Regions from separate parts of the Homo sapiens genome. Here region 1 is linked to region 2. Evidence: read pairs that join two places in POLR2A ChIA-PET (ENCODE). Cell type or tissue: OCI-LY7. All regions are shown on one strand. Links, peaks and the distances in the headings refer to the core of each region. The heading gives the core; the rest is flanking DNA.

The links. ChIA-PET counts read pairs that join two places held together with the same protein. Peaks named below come from ENCODE experiments on the same cell type or tissue, not always from the same donor. Only the 100,000 strongest peaks of a DNase experiment are listed, where the experiment ranks them.
Region 1: POLR2A ChIA-PET joins it to region 2 with 6 read pairs; 33 of 35 experiments call an interaction of 5 or more read pairs at or near these places.

The regions. Positions count from the first base shown.
Region 1 is chr1:11,993,893-11,999,192 of GRCh38, forward strand. It overlaps MFN2 (mitofusin 2), which reads left to right. Exons shown (of 19, transcript NM_014874.4): 5 at 2,264-2,426; 6 at 3,405-3,529; 7 at 4,878-4,986; 8 at 5,096-5,203. Among named protein-coding and RNA genes, the nearest start is that of MFN2, 16 kb to the left of the region's middle. In OCI-LY7, for the core only: no CTCF peak of the experiment used is centred there; no DNase peak of the experiment used is centred there.
Region 2 is chr1:11,912,019-11,917,374 of GRCh38, forward strand. It overlaps LOC124903843 (a long non-coding RNA gene), which reads left to right. Exons shown (of 2, transcript XR_007065464.1): 2 at 800-1,208. Among named protein-coding and RNA genes, the nearest start is that of RNU5E-1, 6.5 kb to the left of the region's middle. RefSeq lists an enhancer at 3,012-3,071 and a silencer at 4,945-5,100. In OCI-LY7, for the core only: no CTCF peak of the experiment used is centred there; DNase peaks (open chromatin) are centred at 2,903 and 3,193; H3K4me3 peaks cover 748 bases; H3K27ac peaks cover 2,068 bases.

The DNA of each region.
Region 1 (5,300 bases), core at 301-5,300, 82 kb after region 2:
TGTAGCAAAAATAATGAAAGCTAACAGCAGATAACTTTACAAATAATGGAGTGTGAACCATTTCTGCCCTTATCCAGATTGAAATGGGTCACAACTTTGTTTAAAGGAACACTTCCACAGCTGTAGTCAAAGGTGTGCACATTGAGATTGAGTATTCCACAGACACACATGGTTTAACATGTGATAACCATGGGGTATCTGTTTCTACCACAGCCTTGTAAGTGCTCCAAACCTTAAAGTACCCACATTTACTATACCTGTGACTGGAACCAATGATCCTTTTTATTCCCCACCAGGACAAACCAATATGTAGGCAGTTTTCTTTGCTTTGACATGGAAGCAGTTTTAACACTGGCCCTTGTGAAGCCACAATGTACCTAAAGTACTAGGCCAAACATTTATAACTTGTATAATGACCAGGCACGGTGGCTCACGCCTGTAATCCCAGCACTTTGGGAGGCCAAGGCAGGCAGATCACAAGGTCAGGAGATTGAGACCATCCTGGCTAACACGGTGAAACCCCATCTCTACTAAAAATACAAAAAAAATTAGCTGGGTGTGGTGGCGGGCGCCTGTAGTCCCAGCTACTTGGGAGGCTGAGGCAGGAGAATGGCATGAACCCAGGAGGTGGAGGTTGCAGTGAGTCAAGATCGCGCCACTGCACTCCAGCCTAGGTGACGGAGTGAGACTCCGTCTCAAAAAAAAAAAATCTAATACAAGAAAAAAGGCATCTAGACAGATTGTATGCTAGGCACACAGTGGTAGCCTGGGGAATAGGCACTGTGCCTAGAGTCTTGACCCTGATGAACTGTAACCTCAGGTGTGGTCCTCTACTCCTCTGAACTATCATTTCTTCATCCTCACCTGGGAGGTATGACCCCCTACTTAGGTGAGCTAGTGGGCTTCCTGTCTCACTGGGTGCAGGTAAGGTCATTGTAGTTCTGCTCTAGTGATATGGCTGAGAAACTTCAACTCAGAATGAGAAACACTGTGTTTAGCACAGGTTGAAAGCTCTGAGACTCAGAGCAGATGAGTCTGCTGAGCAGAGCTATTCTCAAGAAGCAGAAATGGTGGGGTGCAGTGGTTCACACCTGTAATCTCAGCACTGGGAGGCTGAGGCAGGAGAATTGCTTGAGCCCAGGAGTTTGAGACCAGCCTGAGCAACATGGCAAGACCCCATCTCTACCAAAAATTTAAAAATTAGCTGGGCGTGGTCGCAGCTATAGTCTATATATAGGTGGTACCTATAGTCTAAGCTACTTGGGAGGCTGAGGTGGGAGGATCATTGAGCCCTGATGGTCGAGGCTGCAGTGAGCTATATTCATGCCACACGCTACTGCACTCCAGCTTGGGCGAGAAAGCAAAATCCCATATCAAAAAAAACAAACAACAACAACAACAACAAAAAACCCCACCAGAATACATGAAAGGGGTGTGATAGGTAAGAATGAGAAAGTAGGCTGGGCATGGTGGCTCATGCCTGTAATCCCAGCACTTTGGGAGGTTGAAGCAGGCAAATCACCTGAGGTCAGGAGTTCGCGACCAGTCTGGCCAACATGGTGAAACCCTGTCTCTACTCAAAATACAAAAATTAGCCGGGCATGGTGGCACATGCCTGTAGTCCCAGCTACTTGGGAGGCTGAGGCAGGAGAATTGCTTGAACTCAGGAGGCAGAGGTTGCGATGAGCTGAGATCGTGCCACTGCACTCCAGCCTGGGCGACAGAGTGAGACTCTGTCTCAAATAACAATAAAAAAAAAAAGAATGAGAAAGTAACCTTCCCTTTAGCCTGGCAGTTGTCAGCTGGGACTCACAAGGTGGAGCTTCATGTGTAAGGAGGAGCGTGATGGGAGAAAAGCAGCGAAACATGCCCTGTGTAGGAAACACTGGGGTCATTTAGACTGAGGAAGACACTCTGGGGGTTAGTCGGTGTTTCAGGTAGGCCTGAATTAAACTTTGGAGACAGACAGACAGTCTCTATAAGTGTTGCTGAGGGTGGCTGTGTGATTCAAGGGGCAGACAGCACGCAGTGAGCCTCTTGTAGATTGATCTGAAATGATGAACCAGGGGCATGTCAGAGGTTTGGGCCTGGGGGTGTTTATTCATTTTAATAAACAGTGCCTACTCTTTGTCTCTCAGCACTGTCTGGGCACTGGCAACATTGCACTGAATAGGGCTTTGGCCTTCCAGGCTGGTATCTGCGTTGTGAAAGTAATTCAGGTCAGATACTGGTGGCTTTGCTGACAGCTGTTACTTCCTTCTAGGACGAGCAATGGGAAGAGCACCGTGATCAATGCCATGCTCTGGGACAAAGTTCTGCCCTCTGGGATTGGCCACACCACCAATTGCTTCCTGCGGGTAGAGGGCACAGATGGCCATGAGGCCTTTCTCCTTACCGAGGGCTCAGAGGAAAAGAGGAGTGCCAAGGTGAGGGTGCCAGGCTGGCTGTCAGCCCTGTGCCTGCTGGGGGAGCAAGTCCTCCGTTGTGACACGGCTGACCTCACCTCTAGGGAGGGGGCAGCACCACCCTGTGGAGGTGAATGGGAGACCCTATTTTAGATGAACTTTTTGAAGGATGTAAGAGCTTTTGGGGGCTGGCGGAGGTGGTTTTCAGAAACGTGGATCACCAAGAATGAGGACCCTGCTGTTCCTCATACAGCTCTGAGTGGCCACTGACCTCTCTTCACTAATTAAGGAAGACAGTATGTGCTGTGTTCTTCCTTGGGATATTGCCAGAGAGGAATTCCTGCATTTGCTGTGTGTCTCTGACCTATCAGTCAGGGACCGACACTCTGAGTTTTCTGAGAGGCAGCTGCATTCTTGTTTGGGGCCAGATGCTCAATTTGCTTCATAAAGAATCAATTGGTCGGGCACGGTGGCTCACGCCTGTAATCCCAGCACTTTGGGAGGCCGAGGTGGATGGATCATTTGAGGTCAGGAGTTCAAGACCAGCCTGGCCAACATGGTGAAACCCCATCTCTACTAAAAATACAAAAATTAGCTGGGCGTGGTGGTAGGCACCTGTAATCCCAGCTAGTCGCGAGGCTGAGGCAGGAGGACTGCTTGAACCCAGGAGGTGGAGGTTGTGGTGAGCTGAGATCACGCCACTGTACTCCAAACCTGGGTGACAGAGCGAGACTCCGTCTCAAAAAAAAAAAAAAAAAAAGAATCAATCAGTGCAGAACAGATGACTTTAGGGTGATATCCGGGAAAGAAGCTCAAAAGAGCAGTGAAGAAAGTGGGTTCTTATTGACAACTCCCAGCTGTTAACTTTTTATATGTGGAAGAAGAAAGGGTAGCAGATGGGCAGCATTCCCAGCCACTGTGCTGTGATGCAGCGGCACAGGAAATCTCCTGGCCTGGTGGTTCCTCCTCAGCCTCTTTCTTTCCTTCCTCTGCCATCAGACTGTGAACCAGCTGGCCCATGCCCTCCACCAGGACAAGCAGCTCCATGCCGGCAGCCTAGTGAGTGTGATGTGGCCCAACTCTAAGTGCCCACTTCTGAAGGATGACCTCGTTTTGATGGACAGGTAAGAGGGAGGTGCCCTCCTAGGAGGTCCAAACTGGAAGGCACCAGGTTTCCATTTCTGGATAATCTAGGCCAGGGTCCCTGGGCCCCATCCTTGCTCTGCTTAAGTATTACTACCTTTCAGATGGGCTCAACCAAATCCTCTGGCCTCTTGGCTTTCCTCTGGAGTCTGGTTACTATACCTATTTATCAGTACCCTGCAGATGTCCCAGGGATGGTCTGTAAAAGATAGGAGGGATGCTCAAAAGTTGGTGGGGGAGGTTCTCAATCTCAGCCCAGTGCCAGCATGTGTACTGGGGGTGGGGAGTTGTGGCGGAGTCAGAGGTGTATTTTATTTCCCTTGAAGAAACACTTTGCCTTGGCTTGGTGGACTGGTTATAACTATACCAACATGTACAGTATTGTAGTGTTTATCTGGACTCACATCAAGTCACAACTTCACCTTAATTGTATATCATCTTTTTTTTTTTTTTTTTTTTTTGAGACAGAGTCTTGCTCTGTCACCCAGGCTGGAGTGCAGTGGTGCAGTCTCGGCTCACTGCAACCTCCGCCTCCCGGGTTCAAGTGATTCTCCTGCCTCAGCCTCTGGAGTAGCTGGGATTACAGGTGCCCGCCACCATGCCTGGCTAAATTTTGTATTTTTAGTAGAGACGGGGTTTCACCATGTTGGCCAGGCTGGTCTTGAACTGCTGACCTCATGATCCGCCCACCTTAGCCTCCCAAAGTGCTGGGATTACGGGCATGAGCCACTGTGCCCCGCCTGGTATATCATCTTTAAAGTAGAATTACAAGTAATTCTGTTTTTATAAAAGCAATAGATATATGTGTTTAAAAACACTCATTTCTGCCAGGCACGGTGGCTCATGCCTGTAATCCTAGCACTTTGGGAAGCTGAGGCGGGCAGATCAGGAGGTCAAGAGATCGAGACCAGCCTGACCAACATGGTGAAACCCTGTCTCTACTAAAAATACAAAAAAATTAGCTGGGCATGGTGGTGCGTGCCTGTAGTGCCAGCTACTTGGGAGGCTGAGGCAGGAGGATCGCTTGAACCTGGGAGGCGGAGGTTGCAGTGAGCCGAGATCGTGCCATTGCACTCCAGCCCGGGCGACAGAGCAAGACTCTATATCCAAAAACAAAACAAAACAAAACAAAACACTCATTTCCAGGCAATCTGGAAGGATAGGAAATGGGAAGTAAAATCCGTTAATGAGGGCCAGGCCTGATTTCTCTCCCGTCCCTGGCTTTCTCCTCCATGACCTGCCTGCCTCACAAGTCCCAGGTCTGTTCTCAGCAGGAAGAATAGGGCTCCTGCTCTGCCTGATGATTTGGTTTACCCCTGTCACCTTTAGCCCTGGTATTGATGTCACCACAGAGCTGGACAGCTGGATTGACAAGTTTTGTCTGGATGCTGATGTGTTTGTGCTGGTGGCCAACTCAGAGTCCACCCTGATGCAGACGGTAACTCCTCCTCTGCCTTCTCCCAAGCTCCCAGCACCCCCTGGGCAGGCAGCTGATGGGGCCTTGGCTGTCAAGCTCCTGCTCCACCGAGGTCTTACCCTTTATCTAGGAAAAGCACTTCTTCCACAAGGTGAGTGAGCGTCTCTCCCGGCCAAACATCTTCATCCTGAACAACCGCTGGGATGCATCTGCCTCAGAGCCCGAGTACATGGAGGAGGTTCGTGCTTCTGTTTGGCAGTTTGGGGAATGCAACCCCGAGGGAGCACTGCCTGCCACTGGGGCCACTTCCTGCACCCCTGGATCTAGTGACTTCC
Region 2 (5,356 bases), core at 357-5,356:
CCCATCTCTACAGAACATTTTTAAAAAATTAGCCGGGTGTGGTAGCATGCACTTGTGGTCCCAGCTACTCAGGAGGCTGAGGTGGGAGGATCACTTGAGCCCAAGAGCTCGAGGCTGCAGTGAGCCATGATTGTACCACTGCACTGCAGCCTGGGAGACCCTGTTTCAAAATAAAGGCTCCCTGGCTTCCCTACACCCACCCACCTCTGTGCATTCATTCGTTCACTCAGGCTCTCCACTGCTTAGCTTGGCTGACTCCCATCATCTTTCGGTTTCCAGATTGGAGGTTTCACCTTCCTCCAGGAAGACCTCCCTGACTTTCAAGGGGAGGTTAGATGTCCCTGCCCCATAGTCCCGCAGCCCTGACTGCAGTATCATCATCCACTTTCTCGTCTATAGGGTCCAGCCCTACGGGGTTTGGCGGGTGTTCTCCCCATGTGCGGAGACAGACATAGTAAGAAATAAAGACACAAGACAAAGAGATAAATAGAAAACAGCTGGGCCTGGGGGACCACTACCACCAAAACACGAAGACCGGTAGTGGCCCCGAATGGCTGGGCGCGCTGATATTTATTGTATACAAGACAAGGGGGGCAGGCAGGGTAAGGAAGGTGGGTCGTCCAAGTGATTGATAAGGTCAAGCAAGTCACGTGATCATAGGACAGGGGTCCCTTTCCTTTTAGGTAGCTGAAGCAGAGAGGGAAGGCAGCATACGTCAGCGTTTTCTTCTGTGCACTTATCAGAAATTCGATCAAAGACTTTAAGATTTTCACTATTTCTTCTACCGCTATCTTCTAAGAACTTCAAAGAGGAACCAGGAGTACGGGAAGAGCATGAAAGTGGACAAGGAGCGTGACCATGGAAGCACAGCACCACAGGGAGGGGTTTAGGCCTCCGGATGACTGCGGGCAGGCCTGGATAATATCCAGCCTCCCACAAGAAGCTGGTGGAGCAGAGTGTTCCCTGACTCCTCCAAGGAAACGGAGACTCCCTTTCACGGTTTGCTAAGTAACGGGTGCCTTCCCAGGCACTGGCATTACCACTTGACCAAGGAGCCCTCAAGCGGCCCTGATGCAGGTGTGACAGAGGGCTCACCTCTTGCCTTCTTGGTCACTTCTCACAATGTCCCTTCAGCCCCTGTCCCTATACCCGCCGGTTATTCCTTGGTTATACAACAAAGAGTAATATTAAAAGTTAATGATTAATAATGTTTATACTAATGATTTATAATGTCCATGATCATCTCTATATCTAATTTGTATTATAACTATTCTCATTCTAACTATTTTGTTTATTATACTGAAACAGTTTGTGCCTTCAGTCTCTTGCCTCGGCACCTGGGTAATCCTCCGTCCACACTCGTCTGTCTCTCCTGCAGGCTGCATTCGCTGAGGTGTGTCTGTGTTGTTCCCCTTTGAGTTCCAGTCAAAAAAGATTCCTAGAGAGAATTCGCTCTCACGCCAGGGCTAAGCTCCTCCCACCAGGTTCATGAGCCTGGAAGTAAGTGCCGTCCACCAATGTCCTGCCTGCTCTTCAGAGGCTCCTCAAGCCTTCCCTGCCCAGAGAGATTCCGGGATGAAAAGGAAAAACGTCCCTGCCTGGCAGAAATTGATGCTGCTTCTGGAAACGTAGGGCGGGTGGTTGTTTCCAAAATGTGTCTGCCATCACTTGAGCTAGTAGTGGGAGCATCTAGTTTTGGAGCTGGACAGGCTTGGGAACGCATCCCTGACTCCACAAATTATGTGACTTTGGCTTAATGACTTATCATCTGGGAGCCTCACTTTCCTCATCTGTAAAACAGGACTGACACTCACCTTGCAGGAATACTGGAGGTCTGTACTGCGCTGCCAACATCTATTCGCCCTCATCCGTGACAAGAGTACCCACAATTTCCTCTGGGAAGCTGCTCCTCTCTGATTAGTGTCTGTTCAGTGGTTGGAGGTTGACCCTACCCCAGCTCTGAGACGGCCTGGCCAGCCTATCCTAATTAGCATATCCCTTTCACCCTGGCCACAGTGATTGACTTAGGGCTGGGCTGTGCAGAGGTGAGCCTCAGCTTTTTGGGTAGGAACACCAGGACTTGGATTCCAGTGGGTTTAATGCTAGGAGGGCATCAAGCTTGTGATAACTGTGGCCATTTTTGTTACCATAAGGGTAGCCAGTCTGAGGATGGAAGCCAATCTACAGGAAACAGAGCTAAGAGATACTAATGCATCCCTAAATCACTTGAGTCCTGGATCAAACCGTTCCTGAAGCTCCTACTAAGCTACACTGTTATGTGAACCAATACTCTTCCTTTTGTTTAACCAGTTTTTGGTTTTGTGGGTTTTTTTGTTTGTTTTTGTTTTGTTTTGATATAGGATCTTACTCTGTCACATAGGCTGGAGTACAGTGGTATGATCTTGGCTCACTGCAACCTCCACCTCCTGGGCTCAAGCGATCCTCCCACCTTAGCCTCCCAAGTAACTGGAATCACAGGTGCACGCCACCACCATGCTCAGCTAACTTTTAAAATTTTCTGTAGAGACAAGGTCTCACTATATCACTCAGGCTGGTCTCGAAGTCTTGGGCTCAAGAGATCCTCCTGTCTCAGCCTCCCAAAGTGCTGGGATTACAGGTGTGAGCCACTGTGCTCAGTCAGAATCTGGTTACTCCTGCACCAGAAATACCCTAAGATTTATTTGGCCAGGCACGGTGGCTCACGCCTATAATCCCAGCAGTTTAGGAGGCTGAGGTGGGCGGATCGATTGAGCTCAGGAGTTTGAGACCAGCCTGGGCAACATGGTGAAACCCCGTCTCTACAAGATATACAAAAAAAATTAGCCAGGCTGAGTAGTCCCAGCTACTCAGGAGGCTGAGGTGGGAGGGTTGCTTGAGCCCATAAGGCTGAGGCCGCAGTGAGCTGTGATTGCACCACTGCACTCCAGCCTGGGCGACAGAGCGAGACCTTGTCTAAAAAAAAAAAAAAGAAGCATCCACGGTCCTATGACTCTCTGTATTCTTGGTTTGTTATCACCAGAGAAGAGTTCCATTTCTCCGCTGGAAGGATATGCCCGTATTGGTGTGTTCCGGCTGCTCTAACAATATACCGTAGACCGGGCAGCTTCAAAACAGCAGAAATTGATTTCTCCCAGTTCCAGAGACTGAAGTTCGAAATCACAGTGCCAGCATGGTTGGGTTCTAGTGGGGCCCCTCTTTCCGGTTGCAGACTGCTGTCTTCTCATTGCATTCTCATATGGCGGAAAGAGGGTGAGGCAGCTCTGTGGGGCCCCCTTAGAAGGGCCCTAATCCCATTCATGAGGACTCTACCCTCATGACCTAAGAACCCCCCTAAAAGCCCCACCTCCTAATCCTATCACATTGGAAGTTAGGACATCAACACAGGGGCCTGGTATGATGGCTCACACGTGTCATCCCAGCACTCTGGGAGGCTGAGGCAGGTGGAATACTTGAGCTCAGGAGCTTGAAACCAGCCTGGGCAACATGGCAAAGCCCCATCTCTACAAAAAATACAAAAACTGGCCAGGTGTGGTAGTGCACACCTGCAGTCCCAGCTACTTGGGGAGCCGAGATAGGAGGATTGCCTGGGCCCAGGAGGTTGAGGCTGTGGTGAGCCATGTTCACGTCACTGCACTCCAGCCTGGGTGCACTCCACAGTTCTCAAAAAAAAAAAAAAAAAAAAAATTTCAACGTAGAAATTTGAGGAGGGGACACAATTCAGCCCATGTCAGTGGCCACGGAGAATCCCACTTCCTCCTGGAAAAATCGTCCAGAGGAGCCACAGGCCTCTTGGTTAGTGCCTTAGCCTGGGTCTCCTACCCGGGGCTTGATCTTGTGGGGACCTTCTGTTTCAGTCCATGTCATGTTGCTATAACAGAATACCTGGGGCTGGGTAATTTATAAAGAAAAGAGGTTTTTTTTTTTTTTTTTTTTTTGAGGCGGAGTGTCGCTCTGTCGCCAGGCTGGAGTGCAGTGGCATGATCTTGGCTCACTGCAACCTTTGACTCCTTGGTTCAAGCGATTCTTCTGCCTCAGTCTCCTGTGTAGCTGGGATACGGGCATGTGCCACCATACTCAGCTAATGTTTGTGTGTTTTTTTTGCTTTGTTTTGTTTTGTTTTGAGACGGAGTCTTGCTCTGTTGCCCAGGCTGGAGTGCAGTGGCGCAATCTTGGCTCACTGCAAGCTCCGCCTCCCGGGTTCACGCCATTCTCCTGCCTCAGCCTCCCGAGTAGCTGGGACTACAGGTGCCCACCACCATGCCCGGCTAATTTTTTTGTATTTTTAGTAGAGATGTGGTTTCACTGTGTTAGCCAGGATGGTCTCGATCTCCTGACCTCATGATCCGCCCGCCTTGGCCTCCCAAAGTACTGGGATTACAGGCATGAGCTACCACGCCCGGCCAATTTTTGTATTTTTAGTAGAGACAGGGTTTCACCATGTTGGCCAGGGTGGTCTCGATCTCCTGACCTCGTGATCCACCCGCCTTGGCCTCCCAAAGTGCTGGGATTACAGGCGTGAACCACCATGCCCAGTCAAGAAAAGAGGTTTATTTACCTTACGGCTCTGCATGCTGAGAAGTTCGAGGGCATGGTGCCAGCATCTGCCTGGCCTCGTAGCATGGTGGAGAAGGTTGAAGGGGAAGCAGACACGTGTAAAGAAGCAAAACCCAAGGGGCTTCCTGGTTTTATAACAACCTGCTCTCTCGGGAACTAATCCATTCCCACAAGAGGAAGAACTCACTCACTCCTGAGAGAAGGCACCAAGCCATCCATGAGGGATCCACTCTCGTGACCCAAACACCTCCCACAAAGCCCCACCTCCCAACACTGCCACACTGAGGGCCAAATGTCAACAAACCATATCCAAACCGTAGCACCTTCTGAGGAGCCGAATAAAATGTGCCTCCGAATTGTCCACGCCAGTGACAGAAGAGGAGAGCTTGTGTCTACTGGCTCCATGTCCCACGGGTGAAGGGTGGCCCCAAACGGTGTTGTCATTCACATGCTTCAAGGCTACATATGCCTGAGTGCCTCGCAGCTTCCTAAAGATGACAGAGGCTGATGTTGGGTGCTGCCAGGACACTCAGACCCATGCAGAGCTGGCTGTCGCCACAATGGCAGGAGTCAAGGTGGCTGAGAGAGGCCGGGTGCGATGGCTCAAGTCTGTAATCCCAGCACTTTGGGAGGCAGAGGTGGGTGGATCACCTGAGGTCAGGAGTTCAAGACCAGCCTGGCCAACATGGTAAAACCCCGTCTCTTCCAAAAATACAAAAATTAGCCAGGTGTGGTGGCACACGCCTGTAATCCCAGCTGCTCAGGAGGCTGAGTGAAGCAGGAGAATCGCTTGAACCTGGGA